2 separate regions of the Mus musculus genome follow, and region 1 is linked to region 2. The links are chromatin loops, found by intact Hi-C in ENCODE. Cell type or tissue: left cerebral cortex. All regions are shown on one strand. Links, peaks and the distances in the headings refer to the core of each region. The heading gives the core; the rest is flanking DNA. Region 1 has its middle 58 kb from the start of Bank1. Region 2 holds the start of 1700030L20Rik (RIKEN cDNA 1700030L20 gene).

The links. Hi-C counts contacts between places; a loop is a spot of excess contacts. Peaks named below come from ENCODE experiments on the same cell type or tissue, not always from the same donor. Only the 100,000 strongest peaks of a DNase experiment are listed, where the experiment ranks them.
Region 1: a loop joins it to region 2, with 5 times the contacts of the local background. A loop is called at or near these places in 2 of 42 quality-filtered maps.

The regions. Positions count from the first base shown.
Region 1 is chr3:136,379,389-136,389,098 of GRCm38, forward strand. No RefSeq gene overlaps it. Among named protein-coding and RNA genes, the nearest start is that of Bank1, 58 kb to the left of the region's middle. In left cerebral cortex, for the core only: no CTCF peak of the experiment used is centred there; DNase peaks (open chromatin) are centred at 1,183 and 4,115; H3K27ac peaks cover 2,099 bases.
Region 2 is chr3:136,446,453-136,456,162 of GRCm38, forward strand. It overlaps 1700030L20Rik (RIKEN cDNA 1700030L20 gene), which reads right to left and starts at 2,897. Exons shown (of 5, transcript NR_040592.1): 1 at 2,507-2,897; 2 at 2,028-2,138. In left cerebral cortex, for the core only: no CTCF peak of the experiment used is centred there; DNase peaks (open chromatin) are centred at 4,240, 4,695 and 5,116; H3K27ac peaks cover 2,640 bases.

The DNA.
Region 1 (9,710 bases), core at 751-8,750, 67 kb before region 2:
CACACACAAATCACACTCAAATTTAATCATCTCATTTGAACATATTGCTTTAATATCCTTTAATTATACCTTTATAATGCACTTAAACATGTCAAGTCATCTTGGCATATCTTAAATTCATGTGTAAATTTTTCTATATAAAAAAGCATTATGGGCCTCCAGAAAGAAGGGTGTTGTTTTGTTCCCTACATGAGTACATATGCTTCTACTCTTTTGCAAGTTGAAACAGACACTTAGATCCTCAATAAATACAACAGTAACTCAGGGCACTGCTGTAATTTAAATGGTGTCACAGTTGATCACAGAGCCTTCTACCTAGCCACAAGTAAATAGGCTCTTCCTTCCATTATTCCTCTAACCATGCACTCATCAAGAGATACACTGGGAGGAACAGCGATCAACTTGCAAGAGTGGAGAGAAAAGGACTCCAGTGTTTAATAAGTCAAACTATCATCTAGGGTTCTTTCCAACTCACGACATACTGGGAACCTGTGATTCTAATTTCAGAACTATGTAGGTGGGGAAGATTGCTCCCTGGGCCCCCACACCAGATGCTAGCCAGTGCTAGAGACTTGAAGCAGACCTAGCTTATGATGCAAGAATGTTGAAGTGTGATTTGATAAGCATTACTTCTTAGATGGCTAACCCTGGCCTGAATTCTAATAATCTTCAAAGCAGAGTGATGAAGGGGCGTCTGGCTGTATACCGTCATGGCTAGGAGTTACAGATGTGAGTCAGGCTGTGTGAGAACAAGCGTTAGTTTCTGTCTTCTTGAATTCTCATCTCTGTGAGAGTTCCAGCTCCGAGAAAGGAGATAAGGCTTGAGATAAGTCTTTGTGGCTCTGTCCCAGTTTCTATACATACACTTCTTAGAGCTTCTCTCTTTCTACACATTTTCTCTTTCTAGGCCATCTTCTCTTAGCAGTTGGAACAGGAAATATCAGCTTAGAAGAGACACAAGCTGATTTGAAGGAATTTAGTGTCCTGTTAAAAGTGTCTATATCAAAGCAAAAAGAAGGAGCCATGTCGTACATGCTTGCGTTTTGGCAAATTAAATTAGTTCAGGTTAAAGACCCGTCATTTAATGGAATGTTCTACGTGAGCTCTGGTCTTATTGTTGTTATCTATCATCTTGGCTGCAGGAGCTTCAACTCTGGGACTCCACATGAGTTATAGCTAATCCAGCAGGATTCAGGTGCTCTCTTTCTTGATTTCCAGTAAACACTGACAGGAAACACAGCAGTTCCTGGCATAGACCATTCTATCCTGACACCACGTGTCTCAGGATAACAAACTCCAGAAATAGAGGAAATGAAGATCAAACTTCCGAATTAGTTGGATGAATTGTAGCAGGAGAGTTGTGTTCGTGAGCCTGTTCGGATGGCAGCTCCACTGTGAGCTCTCTACCTCACACAGGCTTCCAAGAACAGGTGCAGAGAAGATTAGGAGTTCCCTTAAAACCACTTGCATCTGGGGACTGCAAGGGGAAGGATTAAACTGCACGGCCAGCTGGGCTAATATCCGTTTATGGTCTCTCTTGAGATTTCTCTTTACTCCCGTTTACTCTTTCTACAGTGCTGTGCTTAATATTTCAATAAATGGTTAATCTTATTCTCAATTAGAGTGAGTCCTATTTGAAGTACACTGTAGTACATCAGCCAACAGTAATGCTTCATCCAAACGCCCTCCCCCAACCGACTGATCTTGCAATTGGATTATGTGTGTGTTCTCTACGCTGTACTGCACTATCCATTCTGACCTCAGAGAAGCTATAGCTAAATTGACAACTTAGTATACTATTCTTCAGCTTTTCAAATTCATACATCCAAGTAGGAGAATACCACCAGAGAAGATCACTTCCATAGTGATCATGTCTATAGCAAAAGTCCTGAACACTTCAGGTGAATCAAAGGAAGAGATGATGAGGGCAGGTGAGTGAGTATATCCCACTTCTTAAACATAAAGGCAAAGTCAAGCTTATAATTGTAATCATAATTGCATTGACACTATCAGCAAAATAAGGTTTAAAAAACTGTATAAAATGTGCACACTCATGGGACTGAGAATGGCATGTCTATCCAGGCATGTTCTGGGAACTAATCAGATAGTCTGCATTTCTCTACTCCTGCCTGCCCTTTCATTTCTAATTTCTGGCAATCACTATTTTTTTTAAAAATGGCTGTTTGTGTTTTGCTTCCATATCTGCAACAGAGCACGGCATGCTTGTGTGTGTGAACACATGTGTATATGTGTATATATGTGTGCATTTGCTTGTTTTCCCTCACACAATGTCCTTCTGTTCCATTGATTTTTCTGCAGCTAGCGAATAACAGGATTTGCTTCTCCTTCGTGTCTGAATAACATGCCGTAGTGCACACGGGCACGTCTTCATCCATTAGTTTATTGCTACTAGGGTAATTCCAACTCTCATCCGCCACGACTGCTACCATAATATATGCCGTATGAGTATCCTCCTTTTTGTTTTGTTTTGTCTCATCTGCTTGTCTCTGCATGCTGGTTTCATTTTCTTTGTAAATATACCCATAACCAGGATACCTGGACCATGTGGTAGATCTCTCTTGGGTTTGGTTTTGCCTTTTTTTTTTTTAAATAATCTATGTGGTTGTGCTGATTTGTATTTCCCCCAAGAGTCTATAAAAGTTCTTGTCCTCCATGCCTTCACCAGGACGCATTGATGTGTTGGTCATTACAAGCAGGATGAGGTTGTACTTCATTGGAGATTGATTTGCCACAGGTCAATCTGGAAAATGACACTGATAAACATAGAGCCTCAGATTTGTTTCTGTCTATAAAATGAGAAATTGGATCATGAAATATTTTTTCCTATTTCTATGATTTTTAAGGTACACATTCTGTTAAAATCAGAAGCAATACATGAATGGTTATTCTGAACATTTCTATATCAACTGTAGATAAAATATATTTTTTTCTTTCAGAGCTTCCTTTTCTCACATTTCCACCTACAGTGCATATTACACATGACAATTCATATCCCAGTGTTGCCATTCTCTCACGGTGAGACGGCCTCAAATCTGATTATCAAAAACACAGTGTGGAAGCCCCAGCTTCTGCACTCATTGTCCAAACCCTGGTCCTAGGAAGAGCTTCTTTATCTCCTTCTGCTCTCGCATTTGCTCTCCCAGCATTTGGCCCTCTCATTAGTATCATCTTCATTCTGCTCTCCCTTCCACCTTTGCCCGGATACCTCTAACTCGTGGTCCATTACTCCTTTCACGTCAGAAAGCACAACCTTCCAGTTTCCCTTGTGTCTCTCTCTAGAGCACACTGTAAAAACTTGTCATGTTTCCACTTCCCATGTCATCATCAGCTTTATAAGGATGCAGACCAAATTATCTTTTTTTATTTAATTTTTCTTGTTGGTGCTCAGTACAGTGCCAAAACCAAATCCTTCTGAATGTATGTTACATAAAGATGAAATACTAGAATGCAGGGGTGGGGCATATCAGAAAATGAAGGCAAGGACGATTAAAACATCTTCAGACCAGTATATTATAAAAGTATATTGAAGTATATTATAAAAGGCATAATGAGACCCGGTGCTTTGTACAATCAGCATATAATCCTTATGAAGAGGACATTTTTAAAAAATGTTAAAAACAACAAAGGCACTTTTTGCCAGACACTGGCATGCATTTCTGTGGTTGTATCAGCTCACAGGTCATGGTCAATAAACAATTACATCTGAGGCTGGTGATTGCTTAGCAAGTGGTCCTTACATCAGGAGCAGGAACAGAACATTACTCACCTCAGTGCAGCTTAAGAAATCAGAGCAAATGCAAATCAGGGCTGCATTCTCTCACACCGTAATTACACATTTAGTTCTTCAAGGAGGGAGGGTAGGGAGAGACAAATATTTATACTGTCTATCTTTTAAAAGGAAAGATAAACCATCTTTTCATCTCACTGTCATGTTAATGTTGCTATAGAATCCATGGTACAGTCCTAAGGAAGCAGCCTGTGAGATGGAGGTTAAATTTGGGTGAATTCTCTGGGGAGCTTTGATTGGGTGTTGCGAACACCTGACAAGAAAACTGTAGCTGTCTCGATTTAGTGGGGCGGGTGGGGTGGCAGCCAAGAGAGTGTATTCAGAAGGTGGGAGGGTGCATCACATGTGAGTCAAAGCAGAAACGAAATGGACCAGAGCAGCTCATTCACAGCTTGAGCAAGGACCTGCTGGTTTACTGAAATAATCATCTGTAGAAAAACAAAATAGATGATAAGAGCAAAAATATACTCTCCCAGGTGCTGCACGCGCACCTGTTAACAGGAATAACCCTTCCCAGGTGGGAAGTATGATGAGAACGGGGGAGCCATACTTGCCCTCCGGAGAAGCCACCTGTCCGTGAATAGCTAGCTATTCCAGCTCAGTGATGATAACGAAAGAAGGTTCATCTTATTTGCTTTTAATCTGACTGCCTCTGGCGATTTGAAACAGATATACTAAAAAGCTAGCTAGTGGCTAAAGATAGGAAGATGCTCTGAACACCTTCCTTTAAGACACCGCATCAACAGCTATTTATCCTCTTCGGATGGTTAATTTATCTTTGATTTCTCAAGTGTTAGCCTATGGATTTGACGGAACTACTGATACCGTTTGATCAGTTCGATGAACTGATTCCAAACCAAGCATAAAAGGTTTTAAACGGACAAGCGAATTAAATAAAGGTAAATATGCAAAGATATCGATGCACAATAGTTTTGCATAAAACTTTCTAAGATTGAGCAATAGCAAATATGAGTTTTTGAGATTTTTTTTATGACAAAGAATGAGTTATCCTTACACAGCATACTTTGACAAGATCATAAAGAAAAAGTTCAATGCTGTCGGTAAGGTTAAAGATTTTTAAAAAATTCAATAATTCAGAAATTAACATGGGCTATCATAGAGTATCTTTCTAACCACTACTATTTTATAAACTATAATTATTTAAGTTACCAATAGGAACATATTTCCTGGAAGGATGGGGTTATAACATGACAGTTTCTGTGTTAGACAATACCATAGATGTCCCTCTCTCCCACATACATGGAGACATCCTCACAGTACCTTTTAGTACTATGAAAGCTAGCTAGCAGAAAGGTCCCTGGACAGTTTCAGGTAGTTTTCTCTGAGTTCTATCAGCAAATCATGTGGCATATTCAGCAATATATTCTTTTCATATAGTTATGGGAGGCAACCAAACACAATGGAAATGGTCTGTCTAGTTTGGGGTACAGCTGGGGCCTCCCTGATCAATAACTCACCGGGACATAATCCATGCTGCTCCCTGATATTTTCATTTAATAACATGTCTTTTGGGAACAACACTGTACACTAGTATGCAGTACATATACTCAAACTCCCCATTTAAACTATATTTTTAACTAGCTTATAAATAGGAATTCATGCCTGGTCCTATAAGCAAGGGTCAAAATCCAGAACTAGGGAACTCATAGGCCCTAGAAGAAAACATTTGGTACTTTTTTTTAATGGTCTAAATATTTCTGAATATATATAGAAATCTATGCTCCTCCCAACCTTGGTAAGAGAAGCTCCTTATCATTGTGGGTAATAGTTAAAGCAGAGACTCATTACTGTACAAAATACTGATGGGAAATAACTAGGAGTACTCACTACAAACAGGACATCAAATACCCACCTCCAAGACTCAGTGAAAGTTGCAGAATAAGGGCCAGTGAGAGGGGGATGATGAGGCATATGAGGAAATGCTATTCTCTGTGTATACCCAGCCTGTTATACATGGTAACTCACATGTAAAGCTAGATTAGAGATCCAGTATGACTAGGGAAGGGACTCCCAAATCTCATCCCTAGCTGACAAGCTACTGACAGTTGATGGCCAATGGAGTGAGACAGTCATTGATTTGGGGAAGGTGCCTACTGGTAGGTTACTCATGTCCTAGTGGATGACCTCATACCCATGTGCCTATGGCGAGCAGTAGCTAGACTCCGTGTGTTAAACAAGCAAGCAAACAAATAATTGTAAAGAGAAGACATGAGGTTGGTAGGAAGAAGTGGCAGTTGTTTGTGGGGGTGAATTTGAGATGGATAATAAGGGGTGGATATGGATCAAGATGCACTGTCTATATTGTTGAATTTTCAAAGAATAATAAAATATCAAAAACACATTTCATAGTGGACTATACATTTTAACTAAAAACAAGATAGAATAAAAGTAATTGCCTTGGCAACAATGGTTCAAAAGCTTTTCAGTTTCGCGAGTGCTTTCTACACTGCACACCACAGGTAAGCAGGTAGTGCCAGTAACAAGGTCAAGGATAAAATGATCAGAGATATAAGAGAAGATTGAAGTCCCTAAATGCACAGTGTGGTTAAAAATTGAGCAAACTGTGAGTTGAATAACAGGTTATATTTTATAGATGTTTTAACAAAGTTGAAATACAGAGGAAGTGAATTATTTAGCTTTTTTTTTCCAAGGGAATACAGCTAGGTATGAATATCAGAAAAGAAAATGTAGCCTGCAAGGAAGAATATTCCATAGACTCAAAACTTAGTTAGGAGTTTGTCTCTGTGATTCAGAGAAGCCACTGTGAAGAAGTCAACCAGGTCCTATACTCTAAAGAAATAGGAAAGTGGGAACATTAGAGGTGATCGAGAAGGTTACACTTGCCAACAAATAAATCCTACTGTACCTTCAAGACTGTTTCAGGAATGAGATGGTCTAAGCTATACATGCAAAAGTTTCCACAGAAAGTTCTGTGTGCTCTGGAGTGGGGGGTATTGGACATTTTCACCTCTAGTTCAACTGTCTCCACTTTCCTATTTGCCTAAATTTACCAATTTAGAATTGGATTGCTGCTCAGAAATACTAGGTTTTTTTTTATTGTGTACTAGCTTTTTGTTTGCTTGTTTTTGTTTGTTTATTTGATCTAATCTTAAGTAGTAAAATGGTAAAGCAACATTGAGATCAGACACGCCCCTCTCCAGGGCTCTGCGTTATTTTCTTATCCTCCTGAGATTCATTGTCTGACATTTAAGTTCTTCACAATCTGAACCCCATAAATATTTGCTTGCCTTATTTGGATTTTTCCCACTCTTTATGACCCTCATGTAAAATAAAATGAATCTCACTATTCAACAGATGTTTTGCATTACTCACCTCTCTGGATATGCTAACCTTTATTAACCAGTTACCCTATGTAAATTCTTGTTGTTTTAAAATACCTGCTCATATCAGTGTCTTGAGTCCTCTGTAAAGAAATACCCTCTACTTTTCTGTGTGGCAGCATATTACTTCTTTTATAAATATCACCTCCCACTGTCTAACTAACAGTCATCATATTTCTGAGATTAGCCTCCACTAACTCCAGTATTCAGTGATTTAATTTAGTTTTCCACCAGACACTGCTAATGAAGACATTTCTGTTAAGTGGCCTAATTAATGAATACACCCCAAATGATCAGTGTTGAAGACAGTCTTGACATCTTCTTGTAAATATTTAATTTATGTATGTCTGTATATAGGCATTTGAGTGTGGATGCCTATGGAGCACAGAAGATGGAGGCCAGAAGATGAAGGCCAGAAGATGGACAGTGAACTAACTGGATCATGAGTTACAGGCAGTTCTGAGTCACTCATCATAGGTGTTGGAAACTGAACTCAGGGCCCTGAGAAAAGAACCCAGCACTCTTTTATGCTGAGCCACCTCTTAAGCCCCTGGTGTTTTCTTTTACAATTGCATCATTACAGAAAGGTTTATACACCATAAATTTCTTGAGATCCTATACCCTGTAGATGATTAAAATATTTCTCCAAATATTATTAATACTGTTTCCTTTCCAAGAATCTCTTGAATTTTGTTCCTATAAGAGAACACTTCTTTTTTGTTTAATTAATTTCTTGAGAATTTCCTATGACATATTTTGAACATATTACATCTATCTCCTAACTGCTCCCAGATCCCCCTCTCTTCCCAACCACATAGTTTTGTGTGTTCACTAAAAATCAACAAGAACAAAACCTAGTTAAATTTGTGCTATGATACAAAATGTACTTTTGGTTGTATGGGTATCAGTTCAGGGAAATTAATGAGGGGCTATGGAAGGAGGGAAGTTTCAAGAGAGGCGAGATGGGATGCATTGGTATACAAGGGTAAAGAATTATGGGGCAGAAAACAGTAAATAAATTGGGAGATAGGAGGATAAAAATAACAAGAAATTAATGCAGAGGGCATTATTAACATCACATACATGCGCACACACACACACACACACAATTTTAAAATGGAATTACTCTATTATAGGGCAACAAGACCCTACTATTGACCACAGGTTATGAACAGCCTAGTACCAGGAATTGGCTACCTCTTTTGGAGTTCTTGACTAATAACAGCTCATAAACTTTTTCGAGCCAAAGCATACAGGCTGTTAACAATGCTGTTATCGATCCTCTAGAACTCCACAGTAAAATTCTATTCCTGAAGACACCACACAGTCAAGTCATAGAACATGAAAAAAGTCGAGCTGCCAGTAGGCAGAGCCGCACCCCCTCCTTCCTTGTTTTCACACTGCTGGAAGGTGTTGTGCATGGTACTGTAAGAGCAAAGCGATCATCAACCTCTGGAGACTGCCAACCCTACGAACTACAATAATGATCAGGAACTGATGTAACCGTGAATGAATATGGTGACAGTAGCCAAATACCATATGATTGCATTTAAGGGCCATTCCTTGAGAATCTTACCTGGATCTATTATCAGGGACAAAAACTGTTACTAGGTCACAGAACCTATGAGAGAACATGTTACTTTTATTCTACTAGATATAGTATTAAGCCAACTCCTAGTGATTATTTTTATATCCACAGATAAGCTTGTTTCTATAGTAGATGGTGATTAATACAGAGATTCATACTTAGTCAAGGTATGATTATTACAAGACTCTGAAATACTAAGCCCTCAAGGGGTTACCTCTATCACATGTCCTCTACCTCTAGACTCATTGTGGTAGAGGTGTGGAAAGGGTGAAAAACAATGGATGGCTAATAACTATACATTTTCTGAACACAAAAGGGTAGCTGAATATATGACCTTAGAGCAGTTTTGACAGAATGCCCAAGATCTATGAAACCTCAAGCCAAACTAGTTCCCACTATGAAGTGCAGTGATGGGAATGAAGTCCCACCCCTAGTTGAAGAGCCATTGGCAACTGATAGCTGCTGGGAATAAGAGTCTGTTTCCTTTAAGAAGGTGGCCACTGATAGGTGGAGACAGCACAACTTACTAAACTAGTCAAAGAGTTGATAACTTCCAGAAACAGTGATATCTGATGGTTCATAACAAGATTGATCTAACAAGAGGACAGAGTTAGCAAAGAGTGTTTTATTTTGGAAATCTCAGGAACTGATTATTACATCAACAAGAAAGTACCTAAAATAATGAACAGAGAACATCTACATTTGTATGTATTAATGCATTTATCTTTAAAAACATAAACGTTAATTATCATTTTTGTTCCAACCTGGAGATGAGAAAATTAGTTCAGAACTTGTTCTGAGAAGGGTCCAGCAAAGATTCTTCACAGTGATCTTATTTGTGCTCTCAAAACTATCTTCAGTGTTTCTACCGATAAAATATCTCTTCTTTCCAGTTTCAGAATTATGTTTAATATTATGTATTAAGAATATTTAAAGTATGCCTAAGTATGAT
Region 2 (9,710 bases), core at 1,117-9,116:
TACCTTCTCTCTCCTCATTTCCTTCCTCCACTCTCTCCATGTGCTCATGGCTGGCCTCTATGCCTCTACTCTGTCTCTCACTACCTTTCTCTGTATCTACTTCCTCAACTCCCCTCCTCATGCCTTGAATAAACTCTATTCTAATACTATCCCAATCATGTGGCTGGTCCCTTAGGGAGAAGGATGCCTCAGCATGGGCATACAGAGGCACCCCTTTCCTTCATATATTACTGCACCTCCACCAAACATATTCTGCCTCTCCTTATCTTTCTATAAAACACAGCAGTTTCTATTCCCTTCAGTGCTGCAATCCTTCCTCCTATTCCTCCATAAGGGTCCCCAAGCTCTATCTACTGTTTGGCTTTAGGTGTTTGCATCTGTCTGTCTGAGTCAGCAGCTGGGTGTAGCCTTTCAGAGGATAGCTATTCTAGACTTCTGTTTGTAGGCCTAACAAAGTATCATTAATAGTATCAGGGGTTGTTGGTTGTCCATGGGATGGGTCTCAACTTGGGCTGGTTATTGGTTTGCCATTCCCTCAGTCTTTGCTCCATCCTTTTGTCCCTACTTTTCTTTCAGACAGGATAAATTTGGGGTTGAAAGTTTTGTGGGTAGGTTAGTGCCCTTATTGCTCCACTGAGGTTCCTGCCTGCCTACCGGGGGTGGTCTCTTTAGGTTCCATATCCCCAATGCTGTGAGTCACAGCAAAGATCACCCCACCTCCCTTATCCCAGTCACATGCTGGACATGTCAGCTCAGGCTCTAAGATCAACAATTTACAAACAAGACCTCATGAAACTGAAGAGCTTCTATAAGGCAAAGCACACTGTCAATAGGACAAAATGTCAATCCAAAGATTGGGGAAGGATCTTCACCAACCCTACATCTGACAGAGGGTAGTATCCAAAATTTATAAAGAATTCAAGAAGTTAGACACCAACAACCCAATAATCCTACTTTCAAAAATGGGGCACAGAGCTAAACAGCGAATTCTCAACAGAGGAATCTCAAATGGCCAAGAAGGTTTAAAGAAATGTTCAGGGAAATGCAAGTCAAAACAATTATGAGATTCACTATTACACCCATCAGAATGACTAAGATAAAAAACTCAAGAAATAGCACATGCTGGCAAAGATGTGGAGCAAGCAGAACACTCTTTCATTGCTGGTGGAAGTACAAACTTGTACAAACTTGGCAGTTTCTCTGAAAGGTTGGAATAGTTCTACCTCAAGACCCAGCTATACCACTCCTGGGCATACAATCCAAAATATGCTTCACAATTCCACAAAGACACTCTTGTTCAACTATGTTCATAGCAGCTTTATTCATAATAGCCAGAAACTGGAAACAACCTAGATGTCTGTCAACTGAAGAATGGATAAAGAAAATGTGATGCATCTATACACTGGAATACTATTCAGCTATTAAAAACAAAGACATAATGAGTTTGAAGGCAAATGGATGGAACTTGAGAATATCATCCTGAATGAGGTAACCCAGACCCAAAAGGACATGTACTCATTTATAAGTTGATATTAGCCATAAATTATAATATACCCATGATATAATCCATGGACCCAAAGAAGCTAAACAAGAAGGAAGGCACAAGTGAGGATGCTTGAATCTCACTAAGAAGAGGAAACAAAATAATCATAAGAGGCAGACTTAAGGAGAGAGGGGATGACTTTGGGAGAGGGGATGGGCCTGGGAATGGAGAGAGCTCAGATCAGATTTGGGGAAGGACAGGAGAAATGGCCAGATAGCTACGAGAATCAATGGAAATCTGCAACTGACTGGAGTCGGGACGTAGGGGACTTACTCTTTTCTAATGAGGGAAAGGGAGTAAATTTAGATGGGAAGGGAGGTTTGGCAGAACTGGTAGGAGTACATGGAGAGAAAACTGTAATCAAGATATAGTATATGAAAAAGGAATCTATTTTCAGTAAAATTAAAAACTAAGATAAAATATGTAAATTTTCTTCCAAAAACATTAATTTTTTAAAAATTGTGTCCTCCAGAGTCTCTCTGACCTGCTCCACCAGCTGAGAAGCAAGTTCGTGAGCACATGGGGTGGGGCTCACTCCACACAGAAAGGGCCACAGCCTTGATGCTCTCCAGTACTGTCATCATGGGATCTGGCTCTGTTAGGAAACCAGTGACACAGTCACAGAGTAAGAACATATATTACCTTTGTTGGCCATTGACTCCTTAATTTTTACCTAAATAGCATTAAATATATTCTTTCCAAGTTCTGGCAAGATTAGAATGCTGATTCATTCTCTCTCTCTCTCTCTCTCTCTCCCCCTCCCCCTCCCCCTCCCCCTCCCCCTCCCCCTCCCCCTCCCTCTCCCTCTCCCTCTCCCTCTCCCTCTCCCTCTCCCTCTCCCTCTCCCTCTCCTCCCTCTCCCTCTCCTCCCTCTCCCTCTCCCTCCCCCTCTCCCCCTCCCCCTCCCTCCTCCCCCTCCCCTTCCCCCTCTCCCTCCCTCCCTCCCTCCCTCCCCCCCTCGACCTCTTGTGCACAGCAGCTGTCCTCAGAGGCAAAAGGACAAGAGAGTTGAACTTGAGCTCAGTCTTTTCCTACCAAATACACGCGAATCACTTGTCAAAGCACAAGTCAGTTAGCTGGTTTTGTGCTCGTTCTGCTATTACTTATTATCCCCAAAACATTTATCAAACACTTCTCTCCACTGTCTACTCTCTAGAATCTGAAGCAAGCCTGTCTTGCCAGGCACACACTCATTCCATCCTTTAAATGACTATTGCTGATGAATATATAATCTCTGTCTTTGGCTCCCCCAGATTTTAGATAAGAGAAAGGACATAGTTCAAGTGGTCCTGTTTCTCTTTCCTTCTATGCTACAGATCTTGCCCTACATCACAACCCTTCTTCCAAATGTCTTAGGAATCTTAAATCTCAACAGAACATGCTGCTATTCACAGAGAAGGAAGTTGTGCTCCAAATTCTGACTCCTATGAATGCACCATGGGGAACGACTCTAGTCACATCCTGTCGCACTGGAAACCCACACAGAGCAAGGTTAGCATCAGATTCTAATGATGTCACAAGAGCCTTAATTATTCCACAATAGTTGTTCTGACCCCAGCGGTACAGATGGCAGTGATACAGCATAGAAACCTTTATCCCCAGAGTCTCCCAGAGACAGATGGTAGGGGTGGGGGTATCTTTGTATGTGAAGAGATCTGCCACTCTGCTTCCTGGGTAGGCTGAAATCGTACATTATACTCAGGAAGGACACATGAATTCACCTAGTCTAATCTAAATATTTGGGTACAGTTTATTTTTATTTTGTTATTCAACTGCCTTTATCCTATAGACAGTTTTGAAATGTAAGCAAGCAAACAAACAAACCCGAAGTATGTACAATTGCCTCTCAATATCTGTGAACTGAAACACCATCTTTGAATACAATGTATTAGGGGAACTTTTTCAACCATACTGAACATGCACAGATTCATTTAGTTAGCCCCTAAATAATATATTATAACCACCATTTACATATCATTTACCAGTATCAAGTGTTATAAATAATGGTGAAAAAATTTAATGTACATAGAGAAAAAAGAGCAAAGTTATGAGCAAGTTCCACATCTCCTCTCCAAAGCATGAGTCAGTTTCATGGACATTGGTCTCCATGGGTCCTTCTGGAATGGAAATTGGGTAAAAGGGTCATTACATATAAATAAAATGTTTCTTTAAATAGTAATATATACCTTTATACTCATTATATCCAAACAGCTACTATTAACTATGCATCAAGCTACCTAACTGCTCTGTCTTAATCCATTCATCTTCAAATGAGCCTTAGATTGGCCTTATTTGATAGTACTTTTGTAAAGATTAAATACGTTGGTATGCCTGTTTTTATACAGTACTCAAAATATGTAAGTTATTATTATACATAATTATAATACATAATTATATAATAAGGTAATTATTATAAATGATTATATAATAAGGTATCTTACTATGTATAATATGAGCTATAGCCAATTAGTCTCTTCACTATGGAAATGAGATTCTTGAAATCCAGAAGAAAAACTGCCTTGACAACTTGGCAGTGATTCTGGCAAAGGCAGGACAGTCCCCAGTATGACAGTTCCTCCTTCCAACAGGCCACAGTGGCAAACACTGAGATGCAGGTTGCTACTAGGTATGAGGTCCTATACTAAGAACTTTCCATCGTCAGCTATCATGGTCCTGTAAAGCAACCTTAAAAGGCAACTGATGTTCCAGTTCTAATCTTATCCGGGAGAAAACTAGGACACACACAACTTCCAAGATACAGAACTCACCCACTATTTCACATCTAGCAAGCTGCAAAACTATGTTTTAAGTCAGCTATTTCTTGCTCCAAACATTGGTCAATGCCCTACCATAAGGAAATTTCTTCATACTAATCAGAGCATACTAGTGAATCTCTGAACTAATTAAATTAGGCATGGAAAGGTCATAGAAAGCAAATATTTTCCTACAGATTTGATTCATCAAGAAGGGACTTAAGGGGCTGAAGAGATGGCTCAGCCGATAAAGGCTAGGCTCACAACCAAAAATATAAGAAGGGACTTGAGAATCTCGAAGAATTGAGTACCCTCACTTTCAGAGATGTGGCCCAAATCCTTCAAGTGTATCTGTGTCTACCATCTGTCTTACAGCTTTTCTGGTCCACAGCAGTGTGACACACTCTTGTCTGGGCTCATGTCTCACTCAGCATACCTATTTTCTTTCTGAAATCCCCAGCTGCCTTTCTGTATGCTTGTGGAAAATTTTTCAGTACCACGAGTGCAATCGTAAGACCTCCAGTTCTTTCTGACTTGTTGGTGAGAGAGTAAGGTGTTTGTCAGACCTGAGTGTTGTGGCTTTGGCTGAGCTCCTGACTTACACGTTCATCAGTGTAGAAAAGAATCGACATGGCGAAAAAATGTTGAGTAAATTTGTTTATGAACCCAGACAAATCATGTTCCCTCTTTTGAATAGGAAAGACTCCTAAGCAGTCTTTTGTGTTGAAATGTGATATAATTCCACCCTCCCCGTTCTTCCCTGCCTTTGGACATTGCTCACTGGTATTTCACAGTGAGTCAGGCCTGCCACAATCACAGCCTTGTCTTGCTTCACTGTCACCACCTGCTTTCCCATCAGCCCAACTGATGAAAACTTTGTGCCAAGCTGAAATGTGTGTTTTACTTATTTTTGTGTTCAGACAGAAGCCTTTGAATGAACGTTGGAAAGCTACAGCCACACATCTCACTCATACAACACAAAATGGAAGTCTCAGTAGTCAAAGGGAAAGCTGGCCACTTCAAGATAGATCTACAAGTGTTTATTTCACAGACTGGTTACGGAGACGTACAGGCCATTTTATCTTTATATACAACAGATGCCTCCCATCTTTAGTTGTATATCTTTTTTTGCCAAAAGTCAGCTGCTGACGGGAGATATAAATGTTCTGTAGAGAATTTTGAACAACATGGTGGTTAATCTTAGGTCAACTTGTCTAGATGAGAGGATGCCCAAATAAGAAGGAAACACTATTTCTAAATATGTCTGTAACATTTCCAGAAGACATTAGACTGAATAAAGATCTACCTTACCATGTGAATAGGCATCAATGAATCTATCAAAGGTCCTACAAAATGACAAATGTTAAAGAAGAGGCAGTCTCTCCCCGTTCTGGGACATGAACCTACCTCTTTCATTCTTGTTTATCAGAGATCTCAGTTCTTAAGGTTCAGATTTCAACCAGGGTTTAGACTGTGTCCTACTTAATTCCTGGAACTATAGTTTGTGTTGGAATGAGACCATCAGCCTTCCCTGTGACTCTGACTAGCATAGAGGGGAGAGAACTTCTGAATACTCCCAATTAAATGCACCAACCTTGTACAATACATCTTTTCTATACATTACATATGGATCCTAAAAGTTCTATTGCTCTGAAGAACTCAGACAAATATGGGAGATTTATAATAACACCAAGGTTGAAAACAGAATGACAAAAGATTTGTTAAAATGAAGCAGCCTACACACCAATCAGTGTAGTGATGCATACCATCAACTTCAGAATGGACCAGTATAAAACAGGATCTCACGATCACACTGAGTTCCATGTCAGTGCTGACTTACCAGTAATAGAAAATTGCTTTCACACCAGGTAGTTATGGTAAGGCTCAAGTGGGGAGATTGTTATCTAAGCCCTTCAGATAATTGTGTGCTCTTAAGAAAACCATTTAGCCTCTCTAGGTACTCATTCCCTCATTTGCAAGGTGAGAAAATTGTAAAGGCAGTCTCCATTTTCTCCTATTACTAAATTATGTTTACTATCTATAAGCATCACAGGGATTAGCCATTTGGAGAAAAGAAGCTGAGACTGGTTACAACCATGCAGCATTTCCCTGGGAAATTCAGCAGGAAGAAAGCCATGACTTGCAATATTTGCCAGTTCCCATGGTGCAAATATTTCCACCATCGCCATATTCAATTTGATGTTATTAAATACAAAGTTCTAAAGAGAGGTGCATATTTGGCTCTTGAGAACTGGTAGGAATGGGCTACAGCACACTTCTGACTCTATTTTCTAGATCTAAGGTTTGTTTTCAAACGACTTGGAAAGCATCCTTTATTGCTTTAAAACGATGCCTTAATATCAAACCAAACCAAAGCTTTACTAAGGAACATTTTCCTATTTGGATGAAAAGATACACAGTAACCATTTGTTTTGGCCTTGGGGAAATAAAAGTGCAAGCTAATATCCTAAATGAATCACACAAAACACATCTCCGTTTCACTTGCCACTAAAGTAGGTTGCAAGTTTGCAAATTCTTATTCAACACAGGACCTCAAGTGAGTACTTTCACTCAGATGGGCTGAAAATATTTCTTGTAACATCATGATAGATTTACACAAAATAAAGTCAAGGACATAAAAAGTTTCAGATGAATAATTCAATTGAATGCATGCAGAAATCTGCAGAAGACAAATATTCCTTTCCTGAAGGCATCGTCAAAAATATCTTCTGTACCAAAAGATCTTCGACAGACCTTTGCCATTTATAGTCCAAGTTATATTTAGAGTATAGAGAAGCTTTGAAGAGAGATTGGCTTTAGATCCTGGGTGCCCAGCAGTGAGCACACCCTGCATACAACGGCTCATGTATTAGTAGTAACTGCCCAGTTACTTCTACAGAAGCAGAAGGTAGAAACAAAGGTATCAAGGACAAAGGAAAAGCCGTTACAATACTGTGCTACCAAGCTGGCTAATGCTGCTGGCCACTAGACTTCCAAACCCCTGTGTGTTTGTTCCTTTTGCATCACTAGTTCAGGAACATGACATAAATAAGAGAGGAGAGTTTTATTCAGGCTCTCAGTTCATAATGAAATTTTAGTTCACCATGACATAGAAGACTTGTTGGTGGGAACATGATACACTGGTTTCACATGTACCAGAACAGAAAGGAGAACGTGACCTTATTTTGAGATAAGTATCACCTTCAGATGCCTTACCCCTCGTAACCATCACTACCAGCCAGCCTCCATCTTTTAAAGCACCACAAACTGGAGATGGGTTGCTCAAAGCATGAGTTCTCTAAGTCAAGCCATAATCCTCAGAGTCTATAAAATGTGCTTAAGACATTTTTCTGCCTTGGGGCTAAAATAAAGAATATTTAACATCTGTCATTTCTATTACTTTAGTTAAGAGTGAGTCTGCTTGCTTGTTTCATGTTTGATTTACTATGTTATTGAAATAATTTGCACGTAAATATTCTACATACACTTAAAGATAACATTTGAGACCCATGCCCTTAAACTATCACCATAATAAGACCCCAAAACATGACCCTTGTCCCCTAAATTACCTCATACCACATTTCTCTTCACCTTTTCCTTACCTGACTGGGCAACCACTAACTCTTCAGCATTAAAATTAATGTTCTTGTGTATACCCGTTGGTTCTTTATGTAAAATATATATAATCTGGAGGGAAAAAGCTCATTAAAACATGTCATTTTCTCTTTGCAAATGAGTGTGCCCAGCAAGTAGCTCAGCCTCTATGTGGATGCAGACAAGTCCATATGAGTTGTTTATAGTGTAATCCAACCTTGTCCACCAACTGGTCCAAGCTTATTGTTACCAGAACAACAAAAACCCATCTTATCCATGTGATTCATGCTGTCAAAACTATTTGAAGGGCAGCCTGTCATGCTATTGAAGGATCATTGTATTTATTTTACATACACATTGAGGCCGTTTCATACAATAGCTCAATAATAAAATAAAAGTCAGAAACCTCTTAAACTTCCTTTAGAGGACTTATTTTTTTTAGTAAAAAATAAATATCCAACAGTAAGAAACATTCACTGAGATGTGAGAAGAAAATTTATATAAAACAATTATTTGAAGATTTTTATGAATAATTCTTTATATAAAGGTGAGTTATTATACAGCCTAGTTGTGGGCATAATGCTAATGTTCAATATTAATGAATAAAATTAAAATGTATGAGCTAAAATTATTCTCTCTAGGACCTAAAACTTCAGTTAAGGATGAACTAATAATCTCAGTGAAAGGCTTTCGCAGCTACCCGAGTGAAATGCAGTTAGGTCTTGATTCTTTCTGTGCTTTAGCTGTTCGAGCAACTGGGAAGGATTTCTGAGGCTAATGCCACATCCACCACAAATATTTATGAAACCCTCTTGCTCACCACAGTTATGCCTAATGAACATAGTTGACATATTCAAGGCTCTGAACTAAGTACCTTGCCTCCACAAGTCTCCCTTTCCCAAAGGAAGTCCCAGTTCTGTGTATTTTAGAAAGCAAATGTCTAAACCAGAAAGTAAAAGTGAGAGTTTTTGAGCATACAAAGGAAAGAAGACAGAAAAGAATAGAAAGAAAAGTCATTAATTTAGCCTGTAGATGCCATGTTAGCATCTTGTCTAGCTTCTAATTAATGGAGCAAGGATTTCAATATCAATTTTCTTACAAGTAAGCACACTTTGGAAAACATTAAAAATGAAGACTTTGTAAAAATGTTTGTACAATGTACTGTCAAAGGAACTTTGACTTTTCACAATAAAAGAAAATTTGTTGTCAGTATTCTGTTTTTGTTGTTTTGTTTTTGTTTGTTTGTTTGTTTGTTTGTCTTGTTTGTTATTTTTCAGGACAAGGTTTCTCTGGATAATCCTGGCTGCCCTAAAACTCACTCTGTAGACCAGACTGGCCTTGAACCCCGAGATCTACTTGCTTCTGTCTCCTGAGTCCGGGGATTAAAGGCTTGTACCACCACAGCCTGGCAATATATGAGAGAATTCTTTTTAATCACTTTAGGTTACCATTATGCAGTTTATAAACTACTTCCTTTGCAATGTGGCTTGCTTGGTGGGATGACAGTGTAGAGTAAGCACTGGAGACAGCAGGATTGTCAATCATGTGAGTCTAGTCTCCTTAATGGAAGGAAATGAAAGGCATCCTGTCAAGTGGAACGCCGGAGAGAAAGGTGACAACCTGGTGGCCCTTTGCTATTCTATTAAGAGCCAGCCTCCATAGGAATCCCTCATAGCCTCTCCTCATCCATAATGGAAAAGGCCCCATGAGCTCTGCATCCTCAACCAATCAAATCTGCCCTATGCTAATCACTGATACTTCCTCCAGGCCCTAACCCTGAGCTGTTTACCAGCCAACAGAGCCCATTCTTGTTGTGCTTT